Regions from separate parts of the Homo sapiens genome. Here region 2 is linked to region 1. The links are chromatin loops, found by intact Hi-C in ENCODE. Cell type or tissue: prostate gland. All regions are shown on one strand. Each heading gives the region's core, and the rest is flanking DNA. Links, peaks and the distances in the headings are about the cores only.

Region 1 (5,361 bases), core at 164-5,163:
TCAGATGGAACACACAGGTTCCTAACAAGGCCCAAAGTTTAAGTTTTGTGGTGGCGCCTCTTGAACCTCTCTTACTCTAGATCAGGCGCCGCCCCCGACCCCCATTGCTCCTCCCACCACTTGTGATTTGTTGCAGAAACCAGATCAGCTGTCCTGCAAATGTGTGGCCTATCGCGCTGCTGTTTGCCTCTCTGTGGTGTCGCCTCGCCCCGTGTCTCCTGCAAATGGAAGCTGTGCCGCAGAAACGCCCTTAGATTCAGGCTCATCTTTCTTTGCCAGAAGCCTTCGTGGGCAGAGCTGTGAGAGCCACATGGAAGCACCTGTAATGCTAAGTGTGCCCTGTGGGTCCAGGTGGCCATCGCCCGGACCCACCCTCTGATGCTAAGTGTGCCCCGTGGGTCCAGGTGGCCATCGCCCGGGCCCACCCTGAGATGCTAAGTGTGCCCCGTGGGTCCAGGTGGCCACAGCCTGGGCCCACCCTGTGATGCTAAGTGTGCCCCGTGGGTCCAGGTGGTCATAGCCCGGATCCACCCTGTGATGCCCTAGTTTTGTCATTACTGATCTCATCCATGACCCTTGCGAGAAATACTTATGTCATGAGAGGTGGCAAAATCATGGTTTCTCTCATGATCTCATCTCCTTCACAATGAGTAGCTGAAATTGTTCTGTTAAAAACAACAACGACAAAAAAGGCTGGGCACGGTGGCTCACGCTTGTAATCCCAGAGCTTTTGTGGGCCAAGGTGAGAGAGGCCAGGAGCTTGAATCCAGCCTGGGCAACATGGCAAGACCCCATCTCTACAAAAAAATAAAACATTAGCCAGGTGTGGTGGTGCGCGCCCGTAGTCTCAGCTACTCGGGGGCTGAGGCAGAAGGATCCTTTGAGCCCAAGAGGTTAAGGCTGCAGTGAGCTGTGATTACACCACTGCACTTCAGCCTGGGCGATGGAGCGAGACCCTGTCTCTTAAATAAAACAACCAAACAGGCTGGGTGTGGTGGCTCACACCTGTAATCCCAGCACTTTGAGAGGCCGAGGTGGGTGGATCACCTGAGGTCGGGAGTTTGAGACCAGCCTGGCCAACATGGTGAAACCCCAACTCTACTAAAAATACAAAAAATTAGCAGGGCCTGGTTGCGGGCGCCTGTAATCCCAGCTACTCAGGAGTCTGAGGCAGGAGAATCACTTGAACCCAGGAGACAGAGGCTGCAGTGAGCCGAGGTTGTGCCATTGCACTCCAGCCTGGGCAATAGAGCAAGACTCCATCTCAAAAAAAAGAAACCAAACAAACAAAAACCAAAAATACTTGCTGTTGTCCACTAGAGTTATTGAGTTATCCTGAAATATAGTTTAAAAGGGAAATTCTTAATTCTTTTCTTTTAATTGACAATGTTCTGAATAGAGTTGGAGGCTTGTTTTTCCAGTGGATTACCGATGGGTTTTGGTTTGCTTTCTCTCTTTAAATCTATTTATAGCTTTTGTGTATTCATTGTGTATTCAGCAATCATACACAATGAGTACACAAAAAATCACACAACCAATACACAAAAGGTAAAAGTAGATTTAAAAAGTGAGACACCAAGGCTTGATTTTAGGCTCAATTTGTCCCCTCTTTGGCCAAAGATTTCTAATTTTTTTCCCCTCAAAACTGGTAGGCCAGGGTGCCAGGGTGCCGTCCCATCAGTGGTGGGAGGAAAGGGTAGTTGCCCCAGACAGTGGGTGAATGCCAGGGTGCCAGTGTCAGGGAGGGGAGGGGCTGGTGGGTGAATGCTAGGGTGCCAGTGTCAGGGACGGAGGGGCTGGTGGGTGAATGCCAGGGTGCCAGCATCAGGGAGGGGAGGGGCTGGTGGGTGAATGCCAGGGTGCCAGTGTCAGGGACGGAGGGGCTGGTGGGTGAATGCCAGGGTGCCAGCGTCAGGGAGGGGAGGGGCTGGTGGGTGAATGCCAGGGTGCCAGCATCAGGGAGGGGAGGGGCTGGTGGGTGAATGTCAGGGTGCCAGTGTCAGGGAGGGGAGGGGCTGGTGGGTGAATGCCAGGGTGCCAGCATCAGGGAGGGGAGGGGCTGGTGGGTGAATGCCAGGGTGCCAGCATCAGGGAGGGGAGGGGCTGGTGGGTGAATGCCAGGGTGCCAGCGTCAGGGACGGAGGGGCTGGTGGGTGAATGCCAGGGTGCCAGTGTCAGGGAGGGGAGGGGCTGGTGAGTGAATGCCAGGGTGCCAGCATCAGGGAGGGGAGGGGCTGGTGGGTGAATGCCAGGGTGCCAGCGTCAGGGACGGAGGGGCTTGTGGGTGAATGCCAGGGTGCCAGCATCAGGGAGGGGAGGGGCTGGTGGGTGAATGCCAGGGTGCCAGCATTAGGGAGGGGAGGGGCTGGTGGGTGAATGCCAGGGTGCCAGCGTCAGGGACGGAGGGGCTGGTGGGTGAATGCCAGAATGCCAGTGTCAGGGAGGGAGGGGCTTGTCGAAGAGAAACTTTCTTCAGGGCCATTGATTTCCCTGCCTTGTTTGAAGTGCCTGGATTGGGCTCTCTGAAACCAACAACATCTTATTAGAAGACAAGGACTTCTTCTCTTTTCTTTCTTTCTTTCTTTTTTTTTTTTTTTGAGACGGAGTTTCACTCTTGTTGCCCAGGCTGGAGTGCAATGGTGTGATCTCGGCTCACTGCAACTTCTGCCTCCCAGGTTCAAGTGGTTCTCCTGCCTCAGCCTCCCGAGTACCTGGGATTACAGGCATGCGCCACCATGCCTGGCTAATTTTTGTATTTTTTAGTAGAGATGGGGTTTCTCCATGTTGGTCAGGCTGGTCTCGAACTCCCGACCTCAGGTAATCCTCCCGCCTCGGCCTCCCAAAGTATTAGGATTACAGGCGTGAGCTACTGCTCCCGGCCTTTTCTTTCTTTAGAGACAGGGTCTCTCTCTGTCACCCTGACTGGAGTGCAGTGGCATGATCACGACTCACTGCAGCTTCGACCTCCCGGGTTCAAGCGATCCTCCCATCTCAGTGTCCTGAGTATCTGGGACCACCACGCCTCACTAATTTTTGTGTTTTTTTTTTTTTTTTTGTAGAGATGAGGTCTCGCCATATTGCCCAGGCCTGGCAGGTGTTTCTGATAGTCACAAAGCCCCTGCTACTGGGGAAAGAGAAAGGAAGGCCCAGCTAAGACCCAATTAAGAAAATCCCAGAACCAAGAACGAATTGACTGTTCGGCTTTGGTAATCTCCAACGTGTCCACCAGGTGGTGCTGTCCAGCCACGAATCTCCCAGCTTTGATCTCGGGCTTTGGCCGAGGGCACCTCCAGGGCTGGGGTCTCTCATCGTGTTGTCCCCACTTTATTCCAACGTCCACCCCAGGCCTGGGGGAGCCCAGGGAGGACCGAGTCTCCTGGGCCCCGCAGGGCGCACAGAGGTGAGTTTGGTGGTGCCGTCCCGACCTCGACAAGCATCCCAGCGAAGCAGGCTGAGCGCCCGGCTGGCTCCCTCAGGTCCCCTCTTCCGGGCCTTCTCCGTCCTGTTGATTTGGGTGTTTTAATGCAGGAAAGTAGGACACTGGTTGTCACCTGCCTGCTCCTACAAGGAAAATGCATGTTTGTGTGGTTATCCGTGGCCACCCCCACCAGGGCCTGCGGGGGGCCCAGTGCAGTGGAGGTGGGGAGGGGACTCGTGGGCTCCAGGATCCGTGGAGAGTGAGTGTCAGCGGGAGGGCGTCCCCCGACCTTGGTCAATGGAAGCTGCTCTTCCTGGGGGTCCTGCGGGAGGCCCGTGATGGGGGTGGGGGAGGAGGGGTAAACACCGGGCCCTGATTGGCCGCCTGTCCTTGGGTCTTTGCTGGTCCTAAGAGGGAACGGGGAGCACAGCTGGGGTCACAGCCTCAGCTGGGACTCCTGCCCTCCAGCACCTCAGCATCCTCCCTGCGGGTGCTCTCCTGGGGGCTGCTCAGGGCAGGTGGCAAGTAGGGGGCTGTGGGACCAGAGACAGGGGGTGGACATGCCCAGGGCCTGCCCTTTTGGCCTGCCGTGGAGACCCACCCAGGAGCACCTGGGGGCTGACCCTCCCCTGCAGAGAGCAGGGTGAATCCCAGCCCTGCCCTCACCTAACAGCCGGGTTCGAGGGGAGCGTAATTTATAATGAACCCCACTCCTCCCCCAACACCCGCCACAGGCAGGAGCCAGCCTCTCTCCTGACACCAAAGTCATGCTCCTGACCCTGCAGGCCACAGGGTGAGGAGGACCCAGAGGGGCAGCAGGGTGGGGGCGTTTCATAAGCCAGGGAGAGCTGCCCCTGTACATCCTCAGGCCTCACAGTGGAGTGAGGGGCGGGGGTCGCCTGCGTCCTCCACAGGAGCTCCTGTCATTCCACCTCCGGGGGTGCACTTGCCGACTTACCCCAGCCCTGGACTCACAGGCTGTGCTGCTGTCTGCCCAGGGCCTGGCGATTGCTGCGCCCATGATGGGTCCCACAGGCAGGCCCTGCCCTCCCATCGCTGGCTTCTGAGCAGGGGCTTTGGGGCTGCTGGACCTCAGAGGCAGAGCCGGGGCTTCTGGTGTCCCTATGTCTTGGATGCCTGGTGTCCTGAGGCCAGCGCCCCCCAGCTTGCACTGGGACCGTCCATGGAAGCAACTCCTCTTTCATCTCAGGCACTGGGGGTCCCAGGGCCAGGGAAGGGGCTGCGCAGCACCTCAGGAGCCCAGAAGAGCTGCCCGCCAGGGAGGAGGAGCTGGGGGGAGCAGAGGCCTGGACCAGCTGGGATGTTCCCATCGGCGTGTCCCTCCCGCCCAGGCCACGTGGGCAGGGGAGGAAGAAGGGAGGAGGAGCGGAGGGGCCCTTGTCTTCCCAGAGCCTCTCCCTTCCTCCCCTCCCCCTCCCTCTGCTCATCTCATCATGAGACAGCTGGCAAGGGCCTTCGGCTGCCCTGGAGTGCCCCTGCCCTGGCCAAGCTCTTGCCGCCCCCTTCTTCTGGAGGTGCCAGATGGGGCGGGCCCAAGGCAGTGGAGGTCTGGGCCCTGGCTCCAGCTCTGTCTCCTCCTGAGGGCCCTGGAGGAGCCAGGAGGAGGGCCTAGCAGGGCCGGGCAGATGGTGGGCCGGGAGGAGGGGCTGCCTGGGTAGACGGACCGACTGGCAAGACAGATGGTGGACCAGGCAGGGGTCCGGAGCCCGCCCCATCTGCTCCAGTCCCTGGTGGGACTTTTCTTGTCCACCTCGGGCTGAACTGGGATGGACTGTGTGGGTGGCTGTGGCCCAGGCCGGATTCTGTCACACTGGGTCCTCTGTCCCTGGGGCATGGCCAGCCGGGTGCTCATCTGGGGTCTTGAAGCCTCCTCCTGGCAGCTGGCACGTGGCTGGAGGTCATCATGTTTCGGGGGCTCCTGA
Region 2 (5,361 bases), core at 220-5,219, 170 kb after region 1:
AATCCAATGACTGGTGCCCTTCTAAGAAAAGAGGAGAACGGATGCACAGGGAGAGGGCCACATGATGATGGAGGCAGAGCCAGGAGTGATGTTGGCAACAAGTCAAGTGCACTGAGCACCGCCGGCAATGCCAGAAGCCGGAAGGGGCGAGGGAGGAGCCTTAGAATCTGGAGGGAGCGCAAACCTCCCAGCACCTTGATTTCAGACTCTGAACTGTAAGAGGATAAATGTGTGTTGCTTTTTTGGTTTTTTTTTTTTTTGTTTTTTGTTTGTTTGTTTTGTTTTGTTTTGTTTGAGACGGAGTCTCATTCTGTCACCAGGCTGGAGTGCAGTGGTGTGATCTCAGCTCATTGCAACCTCCGACTCCTGGGTTCAAGTGATTCTCCTGCCTCAGCCTCCCAAGTAGCTGGGATTACAGGTGCTCGCCACCATGCCCAGCTAATTTTTTGTATTTTTAGTAGAGACGGGGTTTTACCATGTTGGCCAGGATGGTCTCGATCTCCTGACCTTGTGATCTGCCCGCCTCGGCCTCCCAAAGCGCTGGGATTACAGTGTTAGCCTCCGCACCCGGCCAAATGTCTGTTGCTTTAAGCCGGTGAGTTTGTGGTGATTTGTTACGGCAGCCACAAGTCACACACACACACCTGCCAAACAGGTCACTGTCCTGCCTCTGTTAGAGGACGGATGATACAGTGTGGGACTCTGCAAAGTGCTACGCTGGGGCGGGGCAAGCATGCCCTGTGGCCGGCTCCTTCAGGGGAAAACACCCGTGGCCAAGGAGGCCCGAGGGTGATGAGCTTGCCCATCAGGGCAATGGATCACCGTTGACGGGGCTGATGCCACCACAGTGGGTGTTTTGGGAGCTGTAATTAAGCAGGGCCACTCAGCTGGCAGATTTACAGATGTTCAGGCTTCCATGGTGCTGTATTTTACTGGAACACACATAACCAGGCCTGTGCAGGGCAAGACAAGGGCACATCTGATGGTGATTAGAATAATGGGGGTGGGCTGTGTGCCACGTCTCACATCTGTATTCCCAGTAACTTGGGAGGCCGAGGCAGGTGGATCATTTGAGGTCAAAAGTTCAGCCTGGCCCACATGGTGAAACCCTGTCTCCACTGAAAATATAAAAATTAGCTGGGTGGTAGTGGTGCACACCTGTAATCCCAGCTACTTGGGAGGCTGAGGCAGGAGAATCGCTTGAGCCTGGAAGGCAGAGGTTGCAGTAAGCTGAGATCACGCCACTGCACTCCAGTCTGGGTGACAGAGTGAGGGTGTCTGGGGCCGAACTGCCTGGCCATGGGGATTGCAGCTCTCCCTCCCCAGCCCCCTGTGAGACCAGCTTAAATCTAGCCAGGAATGAAAGTGGGGAGAGGGAGGACAGAGAGGGCCTGTCAGTGCTTAGGAAGCTGTGGAGGGAGGGAGGGGCCTGTGGAGATGACCCTGCCGCTACTGGTCACGGGCAGGGGTGCAGTGGCTGGGGGAGGTGCAGGGAAACCAGGAGTGGGTTTGTGACTGAGGGGGAGCAGAGATCAACCCACGGCCCCTCTCCGTGTGGACTCTTCCCACCCTGTTCCTTGGAGTAAGTGGCAGCTGGTGGCCCTAGCAAATGCAGACGGCTCAGTGCTGCAGGCTTCCTGGGTGCAGAGGACACGTTATTCCTATGTCCGATTGACTGTCCCCAACACAGGCAACCTTGCCTGGCTGCGCATACTGTGTCTTTGTGGGCTGGCTATCCTGCCTTGTCCGCCCAGAATGTGGTCTGGCCAGGACCGCAGCCATGCAGCAGACCTGCAAGCCCAGGAAACTTTGAGGGGTAGCCGGGCCCCTTCCAGCCTGTGGATCATCTGAGGGCCTCATTCGTTTGGGGTGACTCACTTGGGTAACAGGGGAGAGTAAAGGAATCGGGAGATTGGAGGCCGCTGTCCCCTTGTGACACTCTCCGGAGGACAGGTAGGAATGAGCTTTGCTGGAGAGAGGCCTTGCTGGTGGGCTGACTTCTGGGAGCCTCTGTCACCCTCCCTCTTCTCCTTACCTATAGGTGATCCCCAGATCTGGCCAATGAGTCAAAGAGAGTGTCTTTCAGGAAAGGGAGGACGGGAGTCAGCCTCTGTGAACAGCCCTTGGAGAGGGGCCTTGGGATGTTGCCGTGGAGCTGCTGCTTCTAGCCCAAGGGGGAGGCCTACATTGAGGGTAGCAGAGCAGGCAGGAGACAGGACCTGTGTCCTTGTGGCATAGAGAGGGGCTGAATCGCCCAACCCCGCAGCTGCCACAGCCTGGACTTCCCGTCATGTGACTGGCACGCTTCCTCGTGGCTTCAGCCAGTTTGGGTCAGGTTTCTGTTGGGTGCAGCTGAAAGCATCCTAACCGATTCAGCTGGGATCCCTCTGGGCATGAGAGCTGCCCACATGGCAGTCCCCCAGAGCAGACTCTCCCGTATTTCTCCCCCTGGTCTTTGTCTCTGTGGGCCCAGTCTCTGGGGCACTTGTCAAACCGACTTCCGAGGGGGCGACGATCTCCCTCTGTCTTTGTTTTGCACATGGCAGGTGGGCGTTTTCCTGAAGGGGCTTCCCTAAAGCACATTGAGAAAAGAAACCTGAATAAACTGGGGAGACACAGATGCTTGGCCATGGTGATGTTTTACAAGCCTGATTTCTTCTCCAGACACCGCTGTTAGGTCACGGTGGGTCTTGGGGCTGGCACGGCAATGGCCATTCATCATTGGTTCTACCCCCAGGAACACCTTTTTTCTTGGATTTGCTACCAAGCTTCAGGGACCAGTGGTGTGGAACAGCCTCTGGCTGGTTCCGAGCCTGGACTGGAAAGGATGTCAGCCCCTCCAGGACCTGGGGAGCGTCTGGCAGACCCCACAGAGCTCCCATTTCATATGTGACGACATACCCTGCTCTTGGCACAGCTGATGTGAGTCCTGTGGGATCCCCTTGGATTCGGATTCTAACCTCTCCCACCTCCCTCTGAGCCACTCCTGAGCATCTCGCCGGGGAATGGCTTGACAATGTTCCGATGACTGCAATCCTACAGCCTCAGAAATATCTAGACAACTTCCCACCTGCAGGGAGAGTTGGTCAGCCCTTCTGAACGGTGATGCCGGCTCCTCCTGAAGCCGTCACCAGCTATGGGTGATGAGGTCTCCTGTCTCAAGTTGGATGACATTTTCGTTTTTCACTATTGTAGAATTTGGACTAAAGAGAGAAAATACGTTTGTTTACAAAGGGCGTTTTCTTATTTAATGCTTAATTGCAAGTTTCTGTGTTGTAAAATTTCCTCTCCTGCCCTCAACTGTCCCTTTAGTATTTTTTGGCTAATTCAGCCATTTAAAAATGCTGTTGTGGAAGAATAGTTAATGATTTGGTATGACATAGAGTTAAATGGAAAAAAGTTACAAAATGGAATGTACAGTATGATCCCACTTAGAACCCAAAATATATATTCTATGCATAGGAAAGTCTGGGAGTGTATATATGCTCAAAATGTTAACAGGAGTTATTTCGGGTTAGTGGGATTATGGGTTATTTTTATTTTCTTCTTTTTGCATATGTGTAGTTTCTAAATTTTCTACAGTGAATATGTATAACTTTTATAATAAGGAAAAAGTGATACCACGGATCTTTCTAGAGGCTGCTCAGACTCTCTGACCAGAGATGACCCAGGCTGCCCTCCTATGCTGCAAAGCACCCATGACCAGCCCCTGGGCTCTTCCCAAGGGGGCCACACCCTGAGAGCTTCCCCTTCCCCATCGCGGGGTATCTATGCCTCATGCTCGGGGCACCCTGGGCTGGGCAGAACTGATGCTGGTTTCTGTGAGGGTTGAAGTAATGGAAATGCTTTTCAGAAAACTCCCCCAGTCGGCCAGGAGAGAAAGAAACAGTCATGCCAGAACCTGGAGGCCCCTCCCTGACAGGTGCAGACCATGTTGAGCATGGAGCTGTGGCTTTTATGTTGAGCACGGAGGGGTGGGTTTATCGCCACCCTCGCTGACAATGTCACTATTCCTCTGTTCTGCCGCCGCCAGCCAATGGGCATGGCCAGGTGTAGGCTTGGGAGGATTTTCGATGCCTGGACTCGACTCTCTGCCTCCAGTTGGGGAGGACAAAGAGCGCAGCTTGTCCCGGCCCTGGGACCGTCCTACCAGGGAAACACAGGGCAGAGGCCATGAAGTAGACATGAAATGGCCGGGTTCAAGTCCCAGCTGCCCACCAGCTGGTTCTTAGGAACTTCTCCAAGCTTAGTCTCCTTCATCTAGAAAATGGGGGCAACGCCTCTTTCACAGGGATGTGAAAACTAAAAGGAATCACGGGAGTCAAGACCTTGCCTGGCACTTGAGACAGGACAAGCGCTGCGTCTTTCTGTCATTGGAGGAATGCTGAGTCCAGCTGGGGACAGCCCCTTCCCTTGGTACAAACCAGTAAAGTCTGCTGCCAGAGCTTCCGTCTGTCAGCTGACATCAAACTCCTACCTGCTGAGAGCAGTTTCGACAGGGGCCACCCCTTCCCTGACAGGCGGCGTGCATGCGTGCACACACACACACGTGTTCAATAGTCACCTGATGAAAGAGAGCCATAGGGCAGGAATCGGTCCCTGTGGCCTTTGCTTGTGTCCCAGGATTCTAGTACTATGCTGGCGATGTGAGGGCAGCAAGGCCAAGACTCTGTCCCCACAACCCCTTTCCACCCTTATCAAGAGTAGGGACAGAGGCAGGGGCCCCTGGCCGCTCCTTCCTGGAGAGCGAGCTCTGTGTGGTGGCCTCAGTGGCTCCTAGCCTGGAGTGTGGGCCTCTGGAGTGTGGGCCTCCATCGCTGATCTCGGTTACTTCCACTCCTCCAGCCTCCCACGTGTGGCCCCCTGCCCAGTCCACTCACCTTGGATCTGACCCTTTCTGTCCATCTCTGCAGCCCCTGCAACCTCATCAGCTCTGGCTGAGCCTCCCTGCATGCAACCTGGTTCCTCCTCTGTCCCAATCCAGAGGCTTCTCTCTGCAGTGCAAATGGGCTCACCTGGGCCCCACCTCAATCCCCTCTGTGCCACCCTAGGCTCCACATGGAGTCCCAGCCTGGAGCTGGCTGGCCTTGGGCCAATCCTATTCTGCCTTTAGGAGCTGCAGGGGATAACGTGTACAAAGGGGGAACTGAGCCTCATTCTTCCTCCTCCCCTCCCCCCTCCAGTGCAGTTATTCACATTCAGATCATTTGCCCCGAGGACAACTTTGTGAGAGGTTCCAGGGTAATTCTGGCGCTGCCACCTGAGAAGGAATGAGGCCAAGGTCTAAAAGAATCCACGGCAGGGTCATCTGCATTCAGGCCTGCCTCACTTTGTGGGAACCTGACCTCCCAACATGCACAG

What was found. Hi-C counts contacts between places; a loop is a spot of excess contacts. Peaks named below come from ENCODE experiments on the same cell type or tissue, not always from the same donor. Only the 100,000 strongest peaks of a DNase experiment are listed, where the experiment ranks them.
Region 2: a loop joins it to region 1, with 2.0 times the contacts of the local background. A loop is called at or near these places in 1 of 110 quality-filtered maps.

What each region holds. Positions count from the first base shown.
Region 1 is chr17:79,706,672-79,712,032 of GRCh38, reverse strand. MIR4739 (microRNA 4739) reads left to right here and starts at 4,784; the gene lies at 4,784-4,857. LINC02078 (long intergenic non-protein coding RNA 2078) reads right to left here and starts at 4,767. Exons shown (of 2, transcript NR_109783.1): 1 at 4,377-4,767; 2 at 1-3,561. RefSeq lists enhancers at 345-894, 3,682-4,303, 4,304-4,925. In prostate gland, for the core only: a CTCF peak has its summit at 3,235 (motif pointing right); a DNase peak (open chromatin) is centred at 3,240.
Region 2 is chr17:79,532,017-79,537,377 of GRCh38, reverse strand. The region is part of intron 1 of RBFOX3 (RNA binding fox-1 homolog 3); the gene reads left to right. Among named protein-coding and RNA genes, the nearest start is that of RBFOX3, 76 kb to the left of the region's middle. RefSeq lists enhancers at 3,446-4,217, 4,218-4,989. In prostate gland, for the core only: no CTCF peak of the experiment used is centred there; no DNase peak of the experiment used is centred there.